4 separate regions of the Homo sapiens genome follow, and all the other regions are linked to region 1. Evidence: chromatin loops called from intact Hi-C (ENCODE). Cell type or tissue: CD4-positive, alpha-beta T cell. All regions are shown on one strand. Links, peaks and the distances in the headings refer to the core of each region. The heading gives the core; the rest is flanking DNA. Region 1 has its middle 76 kb from the start of GLIS3. Region 2 has its middle 16 kb from the start of GLIS3. Region 3 has its middle 14 kb from the start of PUM3. Region 4 overlaps RFX3 (regulatory factor X3).

Evidence for each region. Peaks named below come from ENCODE experiments on the same cell type or tissue, not always from the same donor. Only the 100,000 strongest peaks of a DNase experiment are listed, where the experiment ranks them.
Region 2: a loop joins it to region 1, with 8 times the contacts of the local background. A loop is called at or near these places in 70 of 110 quality-filtered maps.
Region 3: it touches region 1 in a loop (15-fold over the local background); 55 of 110 quality-filtered maps call a loop at or near these places.
Region 4: it touches region 1 in a loop (2.9-fold over the local background); 13 of 110 quality-filtered maps call a loop at or near these places.

Annotation. Positions count from the first base shown.
Region 1 is chr9:4,372,882-4,378,575 of GRCh38, forward strand. It overlaps a transcript of GLIS3 not described here. Among named protein-coding and RNA genes, the nearest start is that of GLIS3, 76 kb to the left of the region's middle. In CD4-positive, alpha-beta T cell, for the core only: no CTCF peak of the experiment used is centred there; a DNase peak (open chromatin) is centred at 2,660.
Region 2 is chr9:4,312,937-4,318,630 of GRCh38, forward strand. It overlaps a transcript of GLIS3 not described here. Among named protein-coding and RNA genes, the nearest start is that of GLIS3, 16 kb to the left of the region's middle. In CD4-positive, alpha-beta T cell, for the core only: a CTCF peak has its summit at 2,866 (motif pointing right); a DNase peak (open chromatin) is centred at 2,855.
Region 3 is chr9:2,855,278-2,860,971 of GRCh38, forward strand. No RefSeq gene overlaps it. Among named protein-coding and RNA genes, the nearest start is that of PUM3, 14 kb to the left of the region's middle. In CD4-positive, alpha-beta T cell, for the core only: CTCF peaks have their summits at 2,531 (motif pointing right), 2,730, 4,675 (motif pointing right) and 4,875; DNase peaks (open chromatin) are centred at 2,514 and 4,704.
Region 4 is chr9:3,238,353-3,244,046 of GRCh38, forward strand. The region is part of intron 15 of RFX3 (regulatory factor X3); the gene reads right to left. Among named protein-coding and RNA genes, the nearest start is that of LINC01231, 60 kb to the left of the region's middle. In CD4-positive, alpha-beta T cell, for the core only: a CTCF peak has its summit at 2,497 (motif pointing right); a DNase peak (open chromatin) is centred at 2,519.

The DNA.
Region 1 (5,694 bases), core at 295-5,294:
CATTCTTCCCCAGCCTCTAATGGGCAGTGACTTCTCAGGAACAAGGAGAACGGCTGATATTTCTATCTACCTCAGGGCCTTGTGCAGTGATTGGTACTAGTAGGTACTGCACAGAAGTTTGCAGAAAGCAAAAATGTACCATAAAGAAAAACACAAGTTGGAATATTAAATGGCCTATCTCAGAACTAGGGATAACCCCCAGAAAAGTGGCTTCCCTGTTTCCTAAGTTCCAAGCACAGAAAAATACGGGCTTTTGTGATTTCCCCATCTCAAAATGATGCTTACTTATATAAAACTGAACTTTCCTGATAGTACCTGGTGTACCTAGAATGCCATTCTCAGACATCACTGATCACGCATGCATTAAGGCAGAGTATGAGCAGTTAACAGCTTCCAGGTCCCCTTCACCTAAATCAGTAGTTTCCCATCCTGGCTGTATTTCAGAATCACCTGGGGGAAATTGGGAAATCTCAAGATTCACTGAAGAACTACTAATTCAGAATCTGGGAGTAGTAGGGGATGCGGATGGGAGGTTAAATCCTTTCCACATGGTTCTGATAGAGTTGATCCACATCCAGCATTGGGGAACAAACTGCTCTGGGGGGAAAAACTGTTGAAGCTGCACGTATTTCTGGGACCACTCAATTTACACCAATAATCAATTTGAAATATTTAAATACGATGCAAACTCCCTGGCCAAGTTATCCTTTTGGGAGCTAAAAAAATACTTCCTAACACTTAGAAATTAATGAGTTTTTGTTATCTAGGGGAAAACATAATTTTCTTTTCTTTTTTTTTTTTTTTGAGACGGAGTCTTGCTCTTGTCGCCCAGGCTGTAGTGCAATGGCACGATCTCGGCTCATGCAACCTCCACCTCCTGGGTTCAAGCAATTCTCCTGCCTCAGTCTCCCGAGTAGCTGGGATTACAGATGCGCACAACCACGCCCAGTTAATTTTTGTATTTTTAGTAGAGACGGGGTTTTACCATGTTGGCTAGGCTGGTCTCAAATTCCTGACCTCGTGATCTGCCTGCCTCGGCCTCCCACAGTGCTGGGATTACAGGTGTGAGCCACCGCGCCTGGCCGAAAATGTAATTTTCAAACTGTGACTATTGAACAATTTACTTCATACATGGGCACCTTTTTAACAGTTACATTTCACATCTTGCAACGAATGGAATAGGTAATGGTGATGCTTTTGGCGGATACACGAAATCTGTCCACCTGTATTCCTCTATTTAATTTTGCTACTGAAGGGCAGAGAAGGACCTGCTTGTTGAAACTGCTTCAGTGATACTGCCTTCTAATTGGATGCCAGCACCATCAGGTATTTCTCCTCCAAGAGAAGTTACAAAATGAATTAGAACAACTCCCCTTCTCTGAAGCAATGGCTGTTATGGGCTAAATCCTCTATATCTTACTCCCTGCTTTATCTATCCCTGCAAAGGAAAAAGATGGAAAGGGCTGCTGTGGATACTTTTGACTGTTCTCCGGGCTCCTTGCTATCTTGAAACTTCCACCTTATAGCATATTTCAAAAGAACCAATATTGGGTCTAATATGGATAGGATTTCCAACTAATTATTGGCCAGTCTCTAAAAGAGCCCCTCACACAGGCTCAGCCTGAAGCCCTTAAGATGCCCTTAAGCCTGTCCAGGCAAAGCTCACACATGGCGGCTGTCTCTCTCACATCCCTTTCTTGGGGAACTATTCCCCCTTCCTCCTCTGTGTGGTTCCGACAAGGCTGTCAATCAGGGCATCTTGTCTTCTCCACCAGGAGGAAGAGAATGAGACCTAAGTTGGCAGCAAAGCCCTCTCATCTTCTAGATGAATGATCACATACATAAAGCAGGCTTATAATAAAAAATGTATACAAGACTCAAACGTCCAAGAAAGTCAATTAGCTACACTCGGAGAGAACCACCGTCACTTATTTATTGCACGCATCTGCCATCAACACACATGCACATATGTGCACACAATTGAATATACTATTTTGCCATCCATTTTTTTCCACCTGACAACTCATCTCGAGCATTTTTCTATGTGGTGAAATATTATTCTGCAGCTTGCTATTTACAATTTGCAACAGTTTGCCGCTAGATGATTATTTCAACCCCCCTACTGTTGGACATTTGTGTTGTTTCTAACTTTTCACTATTATTATAAAATGATGCTTTGATTGCTCTCTGCTTGATCTTAAATGCAAATCCTATCTTATCCTGACAGAACCCACTGTTCTTAGTCATTTCCCACTTTGCAAAAATGAATTTGGAATTCTTTCAGGAGTGCTGACCTCCTATAATCAGCCTCGTTCAAAAGAGGTTTGAAGGGAAGGGGAGTTACAATCAAGTCTAATGAACTCCCAACATCAGAATGACAAATATCTCCTTCAGTAGAAGTAAAGGAGATCACAAAGTTCTCGTGGAACAAACAGAACTTTGGCTTTTTTCAGGTTGAGAGTGTGGGTACAGAGAGAAAAGGGATATATCAAATTATAGTATATACAAGTTTCCTTTATACCTTTAATGAAGGATGAAAACAATTTGCGACTGTTTTATAATATAAATGTAAGGTTTCTTCTGTGTTTGTGCTACATTGAAGATTAATCTTTCTGAAGATGTTTTCAGCTGACTGATGCTCTCTCTAGGTTGTGCAATGGTACCATCTTGTGGCTAACAAAAGATAATCCACAGACACATGGCTTTATAATGTGTAAGGATGTAAAAAGTAACAACTAAGTAGAACTACACGTCCCTCCTTATGGAATGTTTGCTTCTACAGTCATAAAACATGCTCATCATTGTCTAGTGGCTTTTTAAAATATGTGCACATAAAACAAATGTTAAGAGTATTTCCTGTTGCCAACCAATAACAGTCAGTGCGAGTGGGAAAGTTTTAGAACCTTCTAAAACACTAGTACTTGACAGAAAACATGGTTGTGTGAGTCTTTAGCTCTCCTGTCGTGATAGTAAGTCATTCCTAAGAAACTTTGGAATAGTACAAAGATCACAAGAGCAGGCATTAGAATAACCAGTTTCTAGTGCCAGCTACACGTTTCATTGGCTCACTTAACTTCTCAGTCTTTGTTCATCTGTAAAAGAAAGTGAGTCCCTGAGCTGTGAGCTTCACAGGAATGCTGAGGTCACATATGAGACATATGCTGAATTCTGCTGAAACACCAGACAAAATATAAAGCCTTATGATCGTTCAGAACAGTTGGGTTAGCAATCTGGATTGAAAAAAAGTTGGGGTGGGGTTTGGTGTGCGCTCCTTCAAAGTTCTCAGGCATGACTCTGGTGGAGAGATTGTCCCTGAAGCAGAGACAAATGGTTCCTTTCAGGGGAAGATGTTAGGAAGGAAACAGGTTGGTGGGGAAAACTTACGAAAGAAAAACTAATTCATCTTTTCAGGTGTCAAGAATTTAAAGCATTAGGAGTATCCAAGGAGAGATTTCAGAGGCTGAAGATTGTTTTTCCTGGGGAGAGCCTTTGAAAAAACAATGGAAGACATTATTCAGTTTAAAAAGTAGAATCTATATGCTCTCTTTCTAAACACAAGAGCAACAGAAGAAACCACAAAGGAAAGACTGACATATTTCTATTTATGTTTAAACTTTATAAGCCAAGTGTCCAAACACAAAGCTAAAAGACAAGCAAACCTGACTTTTGTAAGTCATTAGCAAGTCACGAAAATAGAAGTCATGTAGGTAGTTGGTTCCGTCCTAATATGCCAGTGGGTACTAATGTAAATATACATCTTATAAAAGAAGAAATATAACTTTTTCACCCTGACAAAAAAGAAAGCTCAACCTATTGTAATCAAATAAATATAACAAAAACTATTAGATACTATTTTTAACCTATCAAATATGAGAAAAAAGTTTTAATGAGAATACTCAATGCTGAAAAGGCTACACTGAGATACTCCTGTGTTCTGGTGGGAGAGTATACAGGCACAGTCTTTGCAGAAGGTGACTTTGCAATATGCATCAGGATGCTTGCAAATGCGCGTGTTCTTTGAGCCACTGATTCCACTGCTGGAGGCTGATTAGTGCAATGGCAAAGGATGCAGGCTCTGAGCCAGACCACCTGAGATTGCCTCCCAGCCCCACCACTTACTAGCCCAATAACTTGGCAGAAAATTCCCTGACCCCTTTGTGCCTCAAAGTCCTGATCTGTAACACAGGGTTTGTGACGGTTAATATTAGGTGTCAAATTGATTGAAGGATGCCTAGATAGCTGGTAAAGCATTGTTTCTGGGTGTGTCTGTGAGGGTGTTGCCAGAGGAGACTGACATTTGAGTCAGAGGACTGGTAGAGGAAGACCCATCCTCGATGTGGGTGGCCACCATCCAACTGGCTGCCAGCGCATCTGGAACAAAGCAGGAGGAAGAAGGTGGGATAAGCTGGCTTGCTGAGTCTCCTGGCTTTCATCTTTCTCCCATGCTGGATGCTTCCTTCCATTCCTCCCACCCTAGGACATCAGACTCCAGGTTCTTTGGCTTTTGGAATCTTGGAGTTACACCAGTTGTTTGCTGGGGGCTCTCAGGCCTTTGGCCACAGCCTTCCCTGCTTTGGACTGAGCCACTACTGGCTTCTTTCTTCCTCAGCTTACAGACGGCCTATCGTGGGATTTCACCTTGTGATCCTGTGAGCCAGTTCCCTTTCATATATACATATATCCTGCTAGTTCTGTCCCTCCGGAGAACCCTAATACAGGGTAATAATGCTATCTTATTTCGCAAAGTAGTGTGAAGATTCTATTATGAAATGTAGGCCATCTAGAATATGGCTGGTTTTACATTATTACAAGACACTAATAATATTATTGTTATATAGTATAAGATGCTATTAATATTATTTTTTCATTATTAGACAAAGCTAGCAATAATCTGAAAGTTGCACTTGTTTAGGCAATATTTACTGAGTATTACTTTTAGTTGGGCAATGGAGGAAAAAACAGTCGTGATCTCTAACCTAAGAAGTTTTTAACGTAGTTGTAAAAAACATGCTCTTAGAAGTTCATTTAATAATATTTATAATAGCAACCAATATTAAATATTCAAAAATACATGTCTATAAGATTGTAAAGCATACCATGGATTACTCTGCAGCCAGTAAAACTTATGTGTATGAGGCTTAACTCCTTCATCTGGTAAATGGGTATACCACAGAACCATTAAAAGATTAGAATGATCGTGAACATGAGAAGACTTTGGAGATAGTAAAGTAATATACAAATGCTAATTATTACCACTTATGAGGGTGTGTAGAAGCTCAATTATGAAAGTAATTTTAATGAGCATTTACTATGTGCCAGATACTATATATATATATAATTAATCCTCAGTCTGGGTTGCCAGGTTTAGAAAATAAAATTACATAATGCCAGTTACATTTCAGTTTCAGATAAACAATGAACACTTTTTTAGTATAAGTATATCCCAGGTGCAATTATTCAATGTTTATCAGAAATATTTCAGATACACTGAAAACATATTCACTGTTTCTCCAAAATATTTAAAACATGTTTTTGTTTGTTTATATTTTTTTCTTTCACCCTCTCAGTCCAGCTTTTCCTGACTCTGGGAAGAACCAGGAAGAGAAGGCCTTAAAATATGTTTATACCAAAAATGTATTTATCTGAAATTGAAATTTGACTAGGCACCTGTATTTTCTCTGGCAACCCTACATC
Region 2 (5,694 bases), core at 280-5,279, 60 kb before region 1:
CCACATGCACACACTGAGGTACAGAAAAATTAAATCACCTCCCCAGGATACACAATGACAGTAGCTCCTCTACTTTTTCCAGTCTTGTGGCTTCAGAGTCTGTCCTTTTAGCACTATGCTATGCTGTTTCTTTGGGGAAGACAAAAAAGCCTCAAACTGAATTCCACATACCTGTGTAACAGTACTCTTTTGTTGATTAGAGATAACATGGGAGGTGGAGGTTGGACATACAGAATGCCTGGCACATAGTAGGTGTAGCTGTCATCAAACTCCTCTAATGAGTGTCACCCTAAGCTTCCTCCGCACAGCTCCATTAACTCTGGCAAGTGTGTCTGCCTCCATAGCCCACAGGGATCTTAGTTTGAGCAGCTGTCTTCTTTCTCAGCCATTGCTGCTCCCTCTTCAGCCATTCTGCTCACTGTGCCACCTCCCCCTCTCCATCTCACCTTCCCTGCTTTCTGGATGTTTCTGGCATCAGCTTCCATTTTTCAGAACCCGTCTCCTCCCACCACCCAACTTGAGGTCCTCAGTTCTCTCAGCCAGACCATTTCTCTAACCTCCGCGTGGCTCCATTGGCCTCCAGTCTCTCCCCACACAAATTTGGCTGACAGGCAGTTGTCAGATTAATGGTCCTGGATGTGACTCCTTGATCTTGGACCTTGATTTTTCTCTCTGGCAGTATCCCCTGCCCAATACTCTGTTCTTGAGTCAAAATGGACTAGTTACTAGAGTCTCCAAACACACCTTGAGTTTTACCTCTGCTGAGATGCCCTTCCTGGACCAGTCTCCCACCTTAAGATCAAGTTCCAATGCCACCTCCTCCCGCAGCCTTCCCTGGGAGTCTCAAGTGCACGTGGACTTCCTCTCCCTTGCATTTTCCACTGGGTGTGTGTTGCAGGAGGTAGGTGATCAGCGTGCATGGTCTTTTACACCTCTATCTGATTTACAAGGTCTTACACAGGCTTGGGCCTCAATATTTGTTAAAAATATAAATGTGTAAATGGGAAAAACTGAAGTCCAGAAAGAGTCACTGACAAAATCAATAAATCAGGTAGTTGAGAGATGGCGTTACATAAAAATGTAGTTAGCCATATTGCCTGAGTTTAAGCCAACTCTAGCGTTTATTAGCTGGTGTGACCCGGGGCAAGTAACTTAACCTTTGTGTGCCTCAGTTTTCTCAGCAGCAATGTGGGAATAGTAATAGTACTTATCTCATAGGATGGTCATGAGGATTAAGTGAATTAATATTTATAAAATGTGTGAAATGATACTTAATACATTGTAAGCACTCAAATGTGAGCTGGTGTTGTTTTTTATTAATGGCAGGATCAGAATTAGAATCAAGAACCCTTGACTTCCAGTCCAGTGCTCTTTCTCCCAGGCTGCATGTCTTGGCACTGTGTAGCTACCTGCCACCCAATGCTCTCTGTTTCCTCAGTGTCCTTACTCTTTGTTCAACTTCCCCACTCCATGCAAAAAAAGATGCATGCACACAATATGTTTGCATGTGCATATACAATGAAGTCAATAGGTAAATACTGCTTTTTCCATTTAAGGCAGTCTAGAACTTTGATGATGCTATGTGGTCTTCAGGCAAAAAAGAAAGAAAGTAAGGGATCTTCTGTCACTCACAGTGCAGGGTAAACCTCTACTAAGAAAAGAGACAGCTACGGAATCTTTCATATCTTCTCTAGTTCCAAGATGCTTCCACTAGCAGTTTCTGAAAAGCCACCATGAGAGGTTCAGAACTCACATGAAAAAGAACACTGATTTTTCTGGAGCCAGGCAGAACTGGGTTTAGATTTCAGCTTTCTCATTCATTAGCTCTGGGATTTTGGGCAAGTTCCTTTAACCTCTGTCCCTGAGCCTTCATAGGGCTGTAGGGAGAATGGATGAACCAATCTGCAAAAGGCATTAAGCTCAGGGCCGGGCACCCAGCGAACCCTGCTGTTAGCTCTATTCCTTTGGGATGAATAGTGCTGGAACTCTCAGGGATTCAGAGCTGCTGAGGGTGAAAATGGGAAGCCCCGAAAGCCAGTTTGCCAAGACCATAGCTTGTGAAGCCATTCTATAGCTACTGAAGAAATATTTCCTCTCTTCCCTTGTGGTCCTTCCACTCTCTCCTGCTCTTCTGTGTACTGACTCAACCAGAGTGTCTTTTCTCGGAGATACAACTCCCACCAAAGAGAAGAGAAAGAGTCTAATTTTGGATCTCAGTTAATTTGGGAAGTGGCCTTTCTCACACTTAAAATCATGTGTCCCAGATGCATTTCCTAGTGGAAGAAACAAATCTCGTCATCTTGTCAGTCTCTAGTGCACTTTTCAAGCTGACCCAACATGATGTTGAGAGGACAAGTGATCATGCCTATCTCCTACACAAGAAGCCTGAGACTGAATGGTTTGCCGGGAGACTCTGGGGTCCTTATTGTTAGTATTTCAAGGCCTGCTCACTCAGTCCATGTTCTAAAACTCTATATGCAATGACAATTTTCTGTATGCTCTCCATTTAATAATAAGTTTAAAGTTTTATTTTTAAATAAAATGAACCTCTATTTTTTAAAGCCTTTAAATTGATTCAAACCCTTCTAAAACAGAGTTAATTCCTAAACTTCACCCTCTGCCGCCTACATGCCTTAGAAATAGAGTTTTCCATGGAAAACTCTTTTCATGGAAGACATACACTCAGAACACCTCACTTTGTGTGGCTACATTCTCATGAACTTTCCTGCAAAACACAGTGGGGACTGGAGACAACCTCCCTGGGTCTTTTGGGGCCAGCCTCTCTTGAGATACTGCTCTTAACCAAACCCAAGAGGGAGGTTCCTGGAAGGAGAAAGAGTGACTTGGGCCGTCAGTAGGTGGCGCCCGTTCCCCAGCATTAGCCCTGACCCTAGCTCAGCAGTACCAGGACATGTTCTTCCAGGTATGGGGTTCTAGAATGCAGGCCTCTTAGAGCAGATATCTCGTATTACCTCTTGGGATGCTGTTGCCCTGAAACACCAAGTTGTTCACAAAACTCTGCTACTCTAAATTTTAGAAAGGAAGCAGGATATTACATATTGTATTTTTAAAAGAAAACACATATTTATCTGGGATGATCACAATGGAAATTTTAAATACATGCATATCTATGTATGTATGTATATGCTATTCCCCTTTATGAAGCATACATCACACCAACACACCTCTCCTAATGCCACTGTCAGTCTATCCTCAACAAAAAAGATTTCTCCACCTTTTTCTGGTTTTGGAAGAGAGGTTAGGATTCCTACAAGCTAAATTGTAAAGAATAATCATTAAACTCATCTAGCTACCTTTGCAAATCCAGTGACTGCTCACATAACCCCTTCACAGATTCTCCCATAAGGTCCCACAACTTGTTTTGCATTTAAAATACATATTCATTTTTTGTGGGTCCTTAACTGGACTGACTTTATTGCAAGTCAACAGATATTTTAGCAGCTCCTACTCCTTGCTAGGGACAGAGTAGTACAGCAGGTCCTTAAATATCATCATTTCATTCAACATCATTTTGTGATAACATTGATGAGAAAAACAAAATCAGTTCCTGGCCAGATTCACTGTGTGGAGTGTACATGTTCTCTACATGTCTATGTGGGTTTTCTCTGGGTACTCCGGTTTCCACCCATACCCCAAAGTGTGCATGCTAGGTGAATCAGCATGTCTAAATGGTCCCAGTGTGAGTAAGCGTAGGCATGTGTGTGAGTGTGCCCTGAGATGGGACGGCAGCCTGCCCAGAGTTGGTTCCTGCCTTGCCCCCTGAGCTGCTGGGATAAGCTTCGACCATCTGCAACCCTGAACTGGAATAAGCTGGTACATAATTATCTTAGTTATTTTTATTAATCTTTTAAAAATGTATGCATAGCTCAAATTTATTTCCGTGTTTAATATGAGAAGTGTTGGTGATCTTTATTTAGAAGAAGTTTTTGTGACCAGAAAAACCATCATAGGAACTTAACTCTTGTTTATATCCATTAGCCGTTGGTAAAATTGGTTTTTTAATATGTTTTGCTTAAAGTCACAGTGTCTAAGAACCTATTGACAATGTTAAGTGAAGACTTGCTGTCCCTTCAAGGAGATTAATCTAGTTGAAAGATGAGGATGCTTGAGCAGGGCACTTAGAGTAAAGAAAAGATGGTCTTTGATATCCTATTGGCTAAGAAAAAGAAAGAATGTATTCAGTGCCTTTCGACTGCAAGGTTAAGCTCAAAATATATTCTTGCATACTTTAAGTACCGGTCTTTACATCAGAAATGAGGTGGAGATCAAGTTCTCTTGTACTTAGCCTGTGACCCAAGCTGCCATCATCAATCCTTAGCACAGCCTTTCCTTACCCATGCACTGGCTTCTCAGTGAAATCTTCCAGAGAGTTTTTTACAGTACTGATGCCTACCCTAAAGATTCCGATTTAATCACTGTGGGATGCAGCCTCCACACACATTTCCCGAGACATTCTTCTTGCAGCCACACTTGAGAACCACTGCTTTAAAGGCATTTGTAATTGGTATGTCTTTAGGAAGCAGATGTCTTTTTAAAAATATCAGTCTAAAGAAGACACAAAATCCCTATGAAATAACAATGGCAAAAAATGCTAAAGTGAGTATAAAACATTTTAGATTACGTATTGCTTACGATTATTCATCCTTTTATATGATACCTATTTTCATTAGTCATAGATTCTAAATGTATCTTTTTTAAAAATCAGCAGGTTGATCACAAAGGTGGTCTACAGAAAAAATTAAGAGAAAGAAAATGAGCAGGCATTATTCAAGTTCCTACTATGTGAAACATTCATGAAGCTCAGAATTTATTTACTGTTCATTTTGTCTGGGACCTAAAGAATTCAAACCATTGAGAGTGAATGAAGTAGCACATGTAAAAGAGTACTCTGTAAACTTTAAGCTGCCAAGCAGATGGAAGTTATTATCAATAACCTTCTTCAGCCTTACTCAAGCCAAGGGAATTGTTCCTTGTATGATTGATGATAAATAATATTAAAAAAGCACATCTACATGGTAAAATCTCTGTGAAGATAGACTTAGAAAGAACATGTGTATAATGTCAGAAAAGCAACTAGAAAAATTATAGAAACTGAGGAATGTCAAAGTAAGTTATTTCAGCAGCTGGGAAAGGAGGAAGCATGCTTTAAAATGCATGCTTTGAACAAATGTATTGGTATTCTTGGGAGCCAGGGTCTTGCTGCGGGAGAAGTGGTGGGTGGAAGGCAGTTACAATGATGGAAAGTGGGGAGGTAAGGAAGAGTTATCTGGTGTTTGATGGGAATTCGAGGGGCCAGGATGAACCCACAAATTTAAAGAAATGTATATCTCCCAGTTCTGTTCACTGAAAGCACCTAGAATCAATGACATCTCAGTAGTCGTGAGCACACCTAGGGCCCAGAGTTTCGTTTCTGAATACATCCCTCACTAAAAGGAAGCACGGAGAAATGGCTGATTCCAGGACTAGGGCAGGGAAAGTACAAAGCGAGCCGTAAGCATCTTGTGACAGAACGTAAACCCTCAAAAATATAAGGGGCAGTGTCAAAATAACATAGGAGCCAGCTTGAAAGAGCTCCCTCTGGCCAATTATGGGCAATTTTAGCTTCAAAATAACAACAATAAGTTATAAAACATTGGCAGCAAAAAGAGTCCAGATGTTCACACAGAGATAAAA
Region 3 (5,694 bases), core at 237-5,236, 1.5 Mb before region 1:
TATTTTGCCAGGTTTATGGCTGGAATCATCCTCCCCATGACTATTCTCAGACTTTGTCCATCAGTGTAGGTGCCTAGACATTCTCAGCAACCTAAGAAGATTTAATTTTCCCCACTCTTCTTCTGAATTATTTTCTACTCTCTAGAAATTGACATGCGAACAAGAATGGGTACATATGACCAAGGAGAATGGAGATCTTTTAAAGGTATATATTTGAAAATAATGAGAAAGGATGAAGAGAAAGCAAAGCACAAAGGTCAAGAAGATGAAACAGAAGAGGAGGATGAGAAGAGTAGAAAAGGGAAGTGGAGGAAAAGGTGAAGAGTAGAAAGGCAGAGGAAGAAGAGAGGGAAGAGAGGCTAGGCCAGGTGCTGTGGCTCATGCCTGTAATCCCGGCAGTTCAGGAGGCTGAGGTTGGAGAATCACTTGAGGCCAGGAGTTCAAGACCAGCCTGGGCAACATAGCGAGACCCCACCCATCTCTACGAAAAATTTTTAAAAGATTATCCAGGCGTGGTGGTGCATGCCAGTAGTCACAGATTCTTGGGAAGCTGAGGCAGGAGGATCACTTGAGCCCAGTTTGAGGCTACATTAAGCTATAATTGTGCCACTCCATTCCAGCCTGGGCAACAGTGCAAGACCCTGTCTCAAAGAATGAAAGGAAAGGAGGGGAGGAGAGGGGAAGGGAGGGGAGGTGAGAGGAGAAGGAAGGAAGGGAGGCAGGGAGGGAGCGAAGGAGGGAGGGAGAGAGTCTTAGCAAATACTATATATGCTTGAATATACAGAGCTCCTCTCTTCCATTAGTTGAAGAAGCCCCAATAGTATATTTCGGCCAATTTGGTTAACTAAATTTTTATAGACGTAAGTGTACTAGGCATATGTCTCCTTATAATATTAATTTATGTAGTGACACAGACACATTTAAAATCACTTTAAAAATAATATACAAATCTATAAATATTGCTTGTTCTTACTTTGACATTTCATTTAGTAAACTTTGTACATTCATTTTTGACAGAAGTATCTTTGTTATCAATAGAGCCACTTTTTGAGTCATCCTATGCTATTTTCAGGAAGGACATTCAACATTAAGGTTTATAACTCAGGAATGATGCTTTGATGCTATAAGCAGCAGAGAAACCTGCCATAGCTCAGAACATACCTGAGAATCATCCAGTGACCCTCACAGGCCAGGAGAGTCCAGGTGGGACAGATCTCACAACAGGCACAGTAAAACAGAGTCCATCTAACAGGTAGATTGGGATCTCATCATGGCAGGAAATATGAGTCTTTTATTTAACAAGCATTTGATTGCTCCATGACTGGCATTTTTTTTTAGACACTAGGGAAACTTTAATAAGAAGCAAAGATGACAATCTCTATACTCATGGAGATTATGTTCTAACAAGAGGAAGAAAACAACAAAAATTAATAAGTAAAGCACATAAAAATTTAGATAGTGATAAATACTATGGAGAAAAATAAAGAACGGGCCACACAGTCTCTGGGCCCTTGAAAGAAGCAAGAGAATGCAGAATGCGCCATGTTAGTAACTGGAGGAACAGTGTTTTAGGCAGAGGGAACAGCAAGTGCAGATGTCCTGAGGCAGAGCCATGCTTTGTTTGAAGAACAGCAAGAAGGTCAGTATTGTTGGTGAGGGTAAGTGGAGAAGGAGATGGGTTTAGGGGGTTATCTGTGAGCCTGATTACAGTGTCTTGGATATTGCGAAGACTTCTGTTTTTTCTCTGAAGGAAAGGGATTGTGAGCAGAGGGGTGGGTACGATCTAACTTGTGGTTTTACAGTATCATTCTGGCTGCCATGTGGGGAATGAACTTAGCGGGGAAAATGTGGAAGAAGGTAGACCAGTTAAGAGACTCTTTCAATAATCTGAGAAAAAGTGCTGGTAGCTTGGACCAAGAAGTGGGCAGTGGAAGTTGTAAAAAGCAGTAAAGAAGGTGGGGAAAACTAGCAGAGCCCACATGCAGAGCCAGAATCAGAATCATAACTGTTGAGTCAAGGGCAACTTGACCAACATATGAAAGAAAACCCAGGGTCAGTGTGTCAGAAACCCCGGGAATCCACTAACATCAACATCACCTGAAGCCTGCAGATATCACGCCCCACTCACAACCCTACAGCCCTGATATCTCTTTGTACACCTTGTATTTGAAATGATCCAGGCATTATAAAAAATGAAAATGCTATTTTGAGGGAAGAGGGACCTTTACCATTATTGAAGCCTTGAGAATTGGAATTCAAATTGCCAATCACTGTCTTCTGCTAAACATTTCTAAAAAGGAGACAAAAATGTGATTCCACAGAACACTGAGCATTATCATTCATTGAATCTGTGAGATTTGTGAATTGACAAAACTAAACACACGCAGTGGACGGAAATGGGGAAGAGCTATGCGCTGATACTTTTAAATGCCACTGTGTTTCGCTATGAATGTTTCTAATTACAAGACAAACAGAAGTGTGCACCGGAGGAGGAGCATCAGCCACCAGATGGCACTATTTCCCTGAAATACCCAATGGTACCCAAAATCACCAGGATGGCATACTCTCCAGGATTCTGCAATACTCTCCAGGCTAGAAAGGAGAGTCTTTCATTATTATTAACATCTCTTCTAAAGTCAGGGTCTAGAACCACAGAGGCAAAGGTTCTGTCTGTTCTGAGGCAATTCGGTTCCCCTGGCACAGGATGGCCTGAAGGATTCTGTTTTTCCCAACAAAGCTCTCAAAAGAGTTTAATGCAGGAGCTCTTAATCCCTATGGCAGTCTGGTGAGACTTCTGAACTCCTTCTCAGCATTGTGATTTTAAATGCAAAAAATAGGATGCGTAGGATTGCAACGGAAGCCAGTTATATTGAAAAGCTGCTACTGGAATATTTAAGCAAATGCAAGACATAGTAATATATGTGCTTTTTTATGAATGCAGTAAATAATAAAAGCCAGAGGCAGGCCTCCTATCCATTGTAATCTTGAAATAGCAATAAGCAAAAACAATATCTCAAAATATCTGCAACAACTATAATATGATGTTGTGGCTTAACAATCATATTTTATAAACTATAATTTTACTTAAAAGTTAGTAAAAAAAAATAAAGGTGTATTTTCTTTTCCCTTCTCTCTCTCTCTTTCCCTTCCTCCTTTCTTATGTTCCTTTAAAAAATATTTTCACTGGCCAGGCATGGTGACTCACGCCTATAGTCCTAGCACTTTGGGAGGCCGAGGTGGGCAGATCACCTGAGGTCAGGAGTTCGAAACCAGCCTGGCCAACATGGCGAAACCCTGTCCCTACTAAAAATACAAAAAATTGGCCAGGCGCAGTGGTGGGCGTCTGTAATCTCAGCTACTTGGGAGGCTGAGGCAGGAGAAGCACTTGCACCTGGGAGGTGGAGGTTGCAGTGAGCCAAGATCGCGCCATTGCACTCCAACCTGGGCAACAGAGAGAAAGTCTGTCTCAAAAAAAAGAAAAAAACAAGACAAACAAACAAAAACAAACAAAAAATTATATATATAATGATTATATTATTATAATAATATATTTAGAATATATATATTTATATATATATAAATATATATATATTTAGAAACTGTTTCTGTCCATGAACCTCTTGATTTCTGTCCATGAATCTCTTGAATATTGGAAGACCCCAAGTTAATAACCTTTGGTTCAGTGCCTTTTTAATGACTGTATCATACATTTTTGCCAACTGAAGAAAGTAAAGCCTCCCTCAAGCTGGCCACACTCAAAGAAGAAATGAGTTAAAGAGATTTTTTTTTTAAGTTACATTTTTTTTAAAGAAAAGATCAGGTGCAGTGGCCCACACCTGTAATTCCAGTGCTTTGGGAGGCTAAGGTGGGAGGATCACTTGAGGCCAGGAGTTTGAGAGCAGCCTGGCCAATATAGCCAGACCTTGTTTCTACAAAATATTAAAAACTTAACCTGGTGTGGTGGCTCATGCCTGTAGTTCCAGCTACTTGAGGTGCTGAGGCACAAGGGTTGCTTAAGTCCATGAGATCGAGGTTACAGTAAGCCATGATCACACCACTGCACTCCATCCAGCCTGGGCAACAGAGTGAGACCCTGTATCTAAAACAAAATAAAAAACAACTTCCACCCCCCAAAACCATCTGCATTTTATACTGTCTCTCTACAAAATGTTTGTTGTGGGTCATGAGCAAATTTCTATTGCTATCAAATAGAATACACATATTTATATATATATGTAGCTAAATATTTATATATATATATAGCTAAATACTCTAGAGACTGGGATAAACTATAAATATAAATATAAATATATGAGGAAGAGAAGAATACGTGTTAACTAACTTTCAATAGTACAAATGAAAGTAATTTTGTTATTAATAATTTAATTTATTTGTAAATTGTCTCACTTTCTCATCATGAACAACATGGGTAAGAATATTAATCATTTTACCTTTGTGTCTCATGGCCCAGGCAAATCAAAGTTGTAGTTTACTGAGATAATATGCAAATGAGATCATGGAACTGCTGCTAGTGGGACTTTTTTAATCTCATGGGTAACAAGAGACTGCAAGCAAGAACTTCACATCCTTTACATTTTCTAAGATGGGAAGAAAATAAACTCTACAAACTGCATATTGGGGAACTCAGTCTTCGTTCCCAAGAATGTACGAACCTGGAAAGAGACGCTGATCCCAGTAGGTGGCGCCAGCAAGCAGTCACCAAGGACAAGTCCCAGCACAGTCACTCCACTCTTTTTCTGGAGCTTACTAGACTGGAGTGGCGTATTAAGAGGATGTGTGAGTCCCCTGAAAGGTGTCTGAGGATCTTGCTAATGGTATACTTTCTCACAAGTGAAGAGATGTATGCTAAGCACAAATTAGGTGAATTCAGAACATTTAAAAATAAATAATCAGCCATTCTCGTATCTTATTAGTTTGTAAGATCTGCCATCTTCTCCTTTTTTCTGTGGGAAACCAGTCTTCTAGACTCACACTGGCATATGAACTTGTTTTCATCAAATGAGTTAATAGGAATGGGAGAGTTGATTTAGGAAATTTTGGGCTACATTGAGGGAAGAAGTTGAATGTCTTGAATCAAAGAGATGATGCATTTACTCTCTTTTGGGTGAGGCAAACCAACCTGGAAAGTTGTACTCTGTTTGGAAAATCACATTTTAAAATTAGATACAGACAAATTGGAACACCTCAAGCAGAGAGTTAAGGATGCTGACGATTCAGGATATGTATAGGAAATAGTACAAAGGATTTGAGATGTTTCAACGTGAGAAGGAGCGTGGGTCATGACAGGGAGGGGGATAAAGCGTGTTGCTCACAGGTTGGGGCTGACACATAGAAGACTGTACAATTTAGACAGTAAGTGCAGTCACTAGTCTAAGACCACAAACGAAGGGGAAATAATTAGGTTCAACAGCAGAAGAGCATTCAGTCACAAATGTTCTAAGAGGAAGATATGTTAGCATCTCTAGTAGTGAGTTCTAATTCATCAGAAGTATGCAAGCATAGGCAAGCCCCAGTTACACCTTTTATGGATTTGGGGAAGAAGATTCAAGTATTGGATTAGTGGTAGGTAAGGTCAAAGTTTCTCATACACCAACTAGTCTAGGGATTGATGGTAGTTTATTCAAAAATTTTTACTGGCTGGTGCGGTGACCCACGCCTGTAATCCCAGCAATT
Region 4 (5,694 bases), core at 494-5,493, 1.1 Mb before region 1:
ATTTATGATTCAAGCCAGCAAATACCATGAGAAGGGCTGGCCTGAGAAGGGATGAAGTGCTTGTGTGTGCATGTGTTTGCTGGAATGGGGGTGATTACACAACTGGAAATAGCTGATGAACTTAGATGAGTTATCAGCATGTAAACCTTGGCCTAACCCGAGTGTTTCTCTCTGTTCTTCAAAGAAGTCAATGAAGAAATAGGCCCTTTAAAGCCCTTTTTAGAGAATCAGGAAGATTGTTCACACGCAGATTTGGAACTTCCTGACTCAATGCTTCTCTTTTCAGCATTCCATACTTAACTTGAACTTTGCAACATTCTGAATTTTACAAATAATATATAGCTCTGCAATTTCCTGTGATTTCAATTCTATTAACGTTACTTAATAAAAGTGATCAGTCCGAGGCAGGCGGATCACGTGAGGTCGGGAGTTTGACACCAGCCTGACCGACATGGAGAAACCCCGTCTCTACTAAAAATACAAATACAAAATTAGCTGGGCGTGGTTGCGCATGCCTATAATCCCAGCTACTCGGGAGGCTGAGGCAGGAGAATCGCTTGAACCCGGGAGGCAGAGGCTGTGTCATAGTGAGCCGAGATCACCATTGCACTCCAGCCTGGGCAACAAGAGCAAAATTCCATCTCAAAGAAAAAAAAAAAAAACAGAGATAATAAAACTGATTCAAAAAAGGTAGGTAATGGCAGCTATTCTGGATGTTTTTGATGGTGAAAAGAAACATCTTGAAATTTCAATATAAGGAGTCCAGAGCATTATTATTTTCCTTAAATGTCTCCCAAACAAGAACCAAATAAATCAAAGCATTCTGCATTTAGCACTGATACATGGTTTTGCAAGCGAGGAAAAGGTTGCTGACTTTAATTTCTAGTTTTATAATATTTGCAAGGATTAACAACATTCCATTTGGTAAAACCTTGTGTTCCTTGGTTACTTTTCTTTGTATGTGTATGTGTACTTTTCTATGTATCTTTAAATAGTTTTTATTGAAACCTGCTAAGAAGGCCAAGATCTCTGGCAGTTTGCTCCACACGTGGGCAAATCCTGCCCGCAGTGGCTGTTGGTCTTGCTGTTGTGGGCTAGACAGCTATCCTGGCAATGTGTGCTACTGGCCAATCTGTAAACAGGGCAGCATGATTCTAACTGTTCCGGCTTTTCTGCCTGCCTTGGGGACATAGCAACAGGTGTACCTAATTGTGTTTAAATGTCTAAGACACACTTACAAGTGAGTGTGCAGGCGGTGAAGTGTTCAGATTACAATATTGGCCTTAGTTGCCTTTGAAGAGAAAAGTAGCCTCAAAAACAGGAGCATTTAACACCACCATTAAGGCCAAAGCAAGAGGGGCCTTTGGCCCAAGACCCACACTATGGAGAACTCTGCTTTGTGTTTTCCATTGCCAGTCCCTTTCCTACAGTGTAAGGAGTCCACAGAGCCAGCTGGATGTGACTTCTTGGAGCCTGTGCTTCCCTCCCTCCTCCCATACCACCTCTTCTTATCTGAGACCCTAGAATTCCCTGCCCCGTGGCTCTGAGTTCCCTTCCAGGCCCTGGCAGTTCTCTTCTCCAACTCTACCATTCAGAGGCATGAAGAGACAGCCAAAAAGGGGCAGCTGTTTGCAAAAGGTAGACAAAACTTGAAGACTGGGCTGAGGTGTCCACAAATCTGAGCACAAAGCTGTTCATAATATAAGATGGGGAGTGATGAAGCAGTCTAGGGCCAGAGGCTGGCGACACGGGCTGGCTATGTCTATGTCAATATTTTCTGGTATGGAACTCAGGGGAGACAGAATTTCAAATCCAAACTCAGCCTTCCAAGTTGTTATCAAGACATATTTGTCAAGGTAGGTGGATAGAACAGATTTTATTTATAGTCTGATTCATAACTTTTAAAATATTTAGACACATGGTATCCTGGGCCCTGTAAATTGCAGGGTTGGGCCAGGCAGCATATCCTTTATGCAAGTAAAACTATTGGGGAAATAGAACGAACCTTGCTCCTAATTTAACACTGGCTCCCCTTGAAAACACCTATATTATTTAATAGGAAAGCATAGCATTAATTTATTCTATCAGAGGACTATATCTTAATTTTGATTATACCACTTCTCTTTTCTGGAAATCATTAACTGGAGAGACAATCAGAGTGGCAGTGTAGAAACATGTTCCCTTTGTACTAAGAAAACCTTCACAACAAGCATCAATCAGGTTTGAAGTGCTTGTATTATCATCACATAAGGCCCATATTCTTGCAGAGAATCTCTAATTTTTATGACATTTTATGGTAGTATATTTTATACAAGGATGGTATAAAGAAAGAAAACAATTCCTGTGAGTTTAGGAATTTGCCTATCCCAAACAAGAGTTATTTATTTATCAGGGGGGCCAGCAACCACTATCTTCACCTGTGGTTGAGAGCAAAACCACCATAAAGACAGTGTCAAAGCCAAGAGCCACTTGGGCTAGGCACAGGATGACAGAGTGTGGCAAAGTGGCCAGTAGGTGGCACCGTCATGCTTACTCTATGCCAGGGAATCTTTTTCTCTGGTTGGGTCTGCCCAAATAGCTGCAGTGCTACCTGACAAACTCTTTACTAAACAAATAACTTAGCGGTGGACTTTGCTGAAGAGGACTGTGTGCTGAGATTTCTTTCCTGATGTCTACAGTGACCATTTTAGTCCTTGAAATATTTTAAAAAGTCTTCAACTTCTATTTTGGTTTATTTCCCCACTTCTAAGCTCTTTAGGGAAATTGCTGTCGTAAGCACCCACAAAAGTCCAACTTCATAGTATTTCTCTGAAATAGTATTGACAGGCACTTTCTAAGGAGAAGGTACACTTTTTGGTCTAGGAGTTTTTTGTTTTTTTTTTTTTTGCCCAGAGTAAAGAAATCTAATGTATCAATCATGAAATCCAAGAAGACGTCCTATCAATTGGTAGTCTGTCCTTTGTACTTCCTTCCTTGAGTATTTTTAGGGTACCTATTGCATGATTATGTTTAGATCACAGTTATAAGCAAATTTTCTCCATTCCCTGAAGAGGATGAGAGGAGAGGTTATAGCCCAGAGCCAGCAGGGAAGAAAGCCACGCATAGGAAGCTAATGAGCAGGGATCCCAGAGAGAAAGAACCGCAGCCCTGGGCTGCTGAGTCAACAGATTCCTTTCTCAAATCCAAGAAGAGAAATGAACAGAATGACAAACCAGGAACAAGGAAGAAAAAATGGGACACGGAGCCAATTCTCTGGAACTTTGGGGTCACTTCTATAATTTATTTTCAAGTTGTCAGAAATTGTGCTAATGTAGATGAGCAGATTTACAACTAAAACCAAACTACGACTTCTTTAAAAAAATGTTTGATTTAGGTCTGGTCTCAGGATGGGTGTACAGGAGCTGTAGGGTGTAATTTGTTCTTTTCCGGCAGATTTAGTTTTCCAAATGCAATTTGCTTAGACTAATATTCCATTTAGTTTTCATATTCTAAATATCTACTAACAAAAAGTGCAAGGGGAAAAGATGGCAAGCGTATTAAGAGGCATCCTGTAAGGCAGAGGAAAAAAAACTCTGAAACAAAGTAATAAAAACTTTTAAGCTAGGCACCTGGCTTGTGATTGTCAGAGAGAAAATGTGTGTCTATGTGTTTGTGTGTTTGGGGGAGTTGCACATAATCCCTATTTTGAAACTATAATAATTTATATGGTGAAAAACTGAAAGATAGATTAAGCCCATCCCATTTGACTATTTGAAGTGAGGCAGTCCTACTTTCTAAAGTTAGTTCTACCACTTGCTAGTTTTGATTTGGGGCAACTTTCAATTTCTCTTTTCCTCACTGGTGAAATAGGGATACTGAGACATCTTTTGCAAGGTTTCAATCAGTATCAAATAAGAATGTAAGACATCTAGAATAGGGATTGGCACAAGGCCTGCCCTCAATTGGAAAAATACTAATATAGTAAATAATAAGCTTCACTCTAAATAACAATCAACAGTATAATTTTTGACAAGTATTCCTTACATTTTCTAAGCCACTACTCTTCCATGATTGTTTTTTTTTTTCCTGCAAACTATCTCGACTTGTGATAATATTCTTTGCTTTTAAAATACTGTTGTAACAAGTCTATTGTTCAACAGGCACATTTAAAGTGTATTCCCTAGTCACACTAGCACAATGCTTGCTAAAATTTGTTTTTCTTTGGTTTGATTTTACTTTAAGCACCAATATTTGTTTACTATGAATGTAATTCTACTTCCACCAAATGGAATTCTTTCACTGAGCTTTTATCCCAAAAGCTTACATGTTCAATTATTATTGCTCTTCTTCAGTTTCTAGGTTTTGAAGATTTTTTTCCTTCCAAAAAAATTAACTGAGTATATCAATTTTGATGAATCCAAGACATTTTTCTTTTGATGTTAAATTGTTACAGGTTAAATTTTTCTCTATTACTGAAATATTATCTTTTCTATATTGATATTCGCAATTGAACACTTAAAGACTCTACTGGTTTCTCTTTATTTGAAAATGGCTAAAGAGGTGGCTTAGACATAATATTAAGTATAATTAAATTATGATTAAAAGAATTGATATATTTAATAGATTATTAAAAGGTTTGTAACAAAATCATTTTATGAAGCAATCAAAATTTCAAAGATTCAGTGAATATATTAATGGACTATGTATGTTTTAAAGAGATAAAGCAGAAAGATTCTAAACAGCCATAACATTTGAATAAAAGGACATTTTTCTGCTCAATTTGTCTGGTCAGAGTTGTATGGAAAGCTTTATGATTTTTAAAATTGTTTATTTAACAGGTATGTAAACAGATGCAACTCATTTATTTTATTTTATTCTTACTCTTAAAATTTCACCACTGCCAGAAAGCTTGTGGACAAATTTATAATATTTAAATGAAAATTTAAAAATTATATAAATTTTAGCAATAAATAAATTGTTTCCTTTTTATCATTTAGGCAAAAAAAAAAAACTCTAGAATTGCATATGCTTTAAATAATTTACTAGGCAGTATTAATGTAGTAGCATACTGACATTTACAGGAAAACTTCTTGGGACTGTGAAGCTGTTTCCAGCTTAGGGGAGTCCATTGTATAGCAGTCTTTATTTCAAAACACCAACAACATTTATAACATTGAAATGACAGCATTAAAGTCAATTTAAAAGTAATAGTTTGTATGCTTGTATATATCTTGTTTATATGTAAAACGGGTTGTTCTTTCCTGCCTGCCTGCTCAAATAATGTAAGTAATGTTAATTTTAAAACTCAGTAAAACTGAGTTCACATTATTGAAAAGATACATTCATTGTTCTTAAGTCACCTTAAAAGGAAAGTCTTTTTGCTTGCTTATGAAACTATTTAACTGACACCTTTTCCAAAGCAAGCACCTGTAAAGGCAAAACAAATACCCAGCAAAGTTTGTGACTATTTTGCAGGTTTGCCCTTGAAATTGTTCCTACTCCAATCCTACTCCAATCTGTAGCAGGTCATAAGCATGGCAGATTAACAGCAAGGACTTTGGTGCCAGACTGCGTGGTTTCAGAACCTGATTTCACAATTTAGTGGTTGTGTGACCTTGGGCAAGTTACTTTTTGGTTCTGTGTCTCATTTCTTCTTCTTTTTTTCTATTTTTATTATTTTTTTTTTTTGAGATGGAGTCCCGCTTTGTCGCCCAG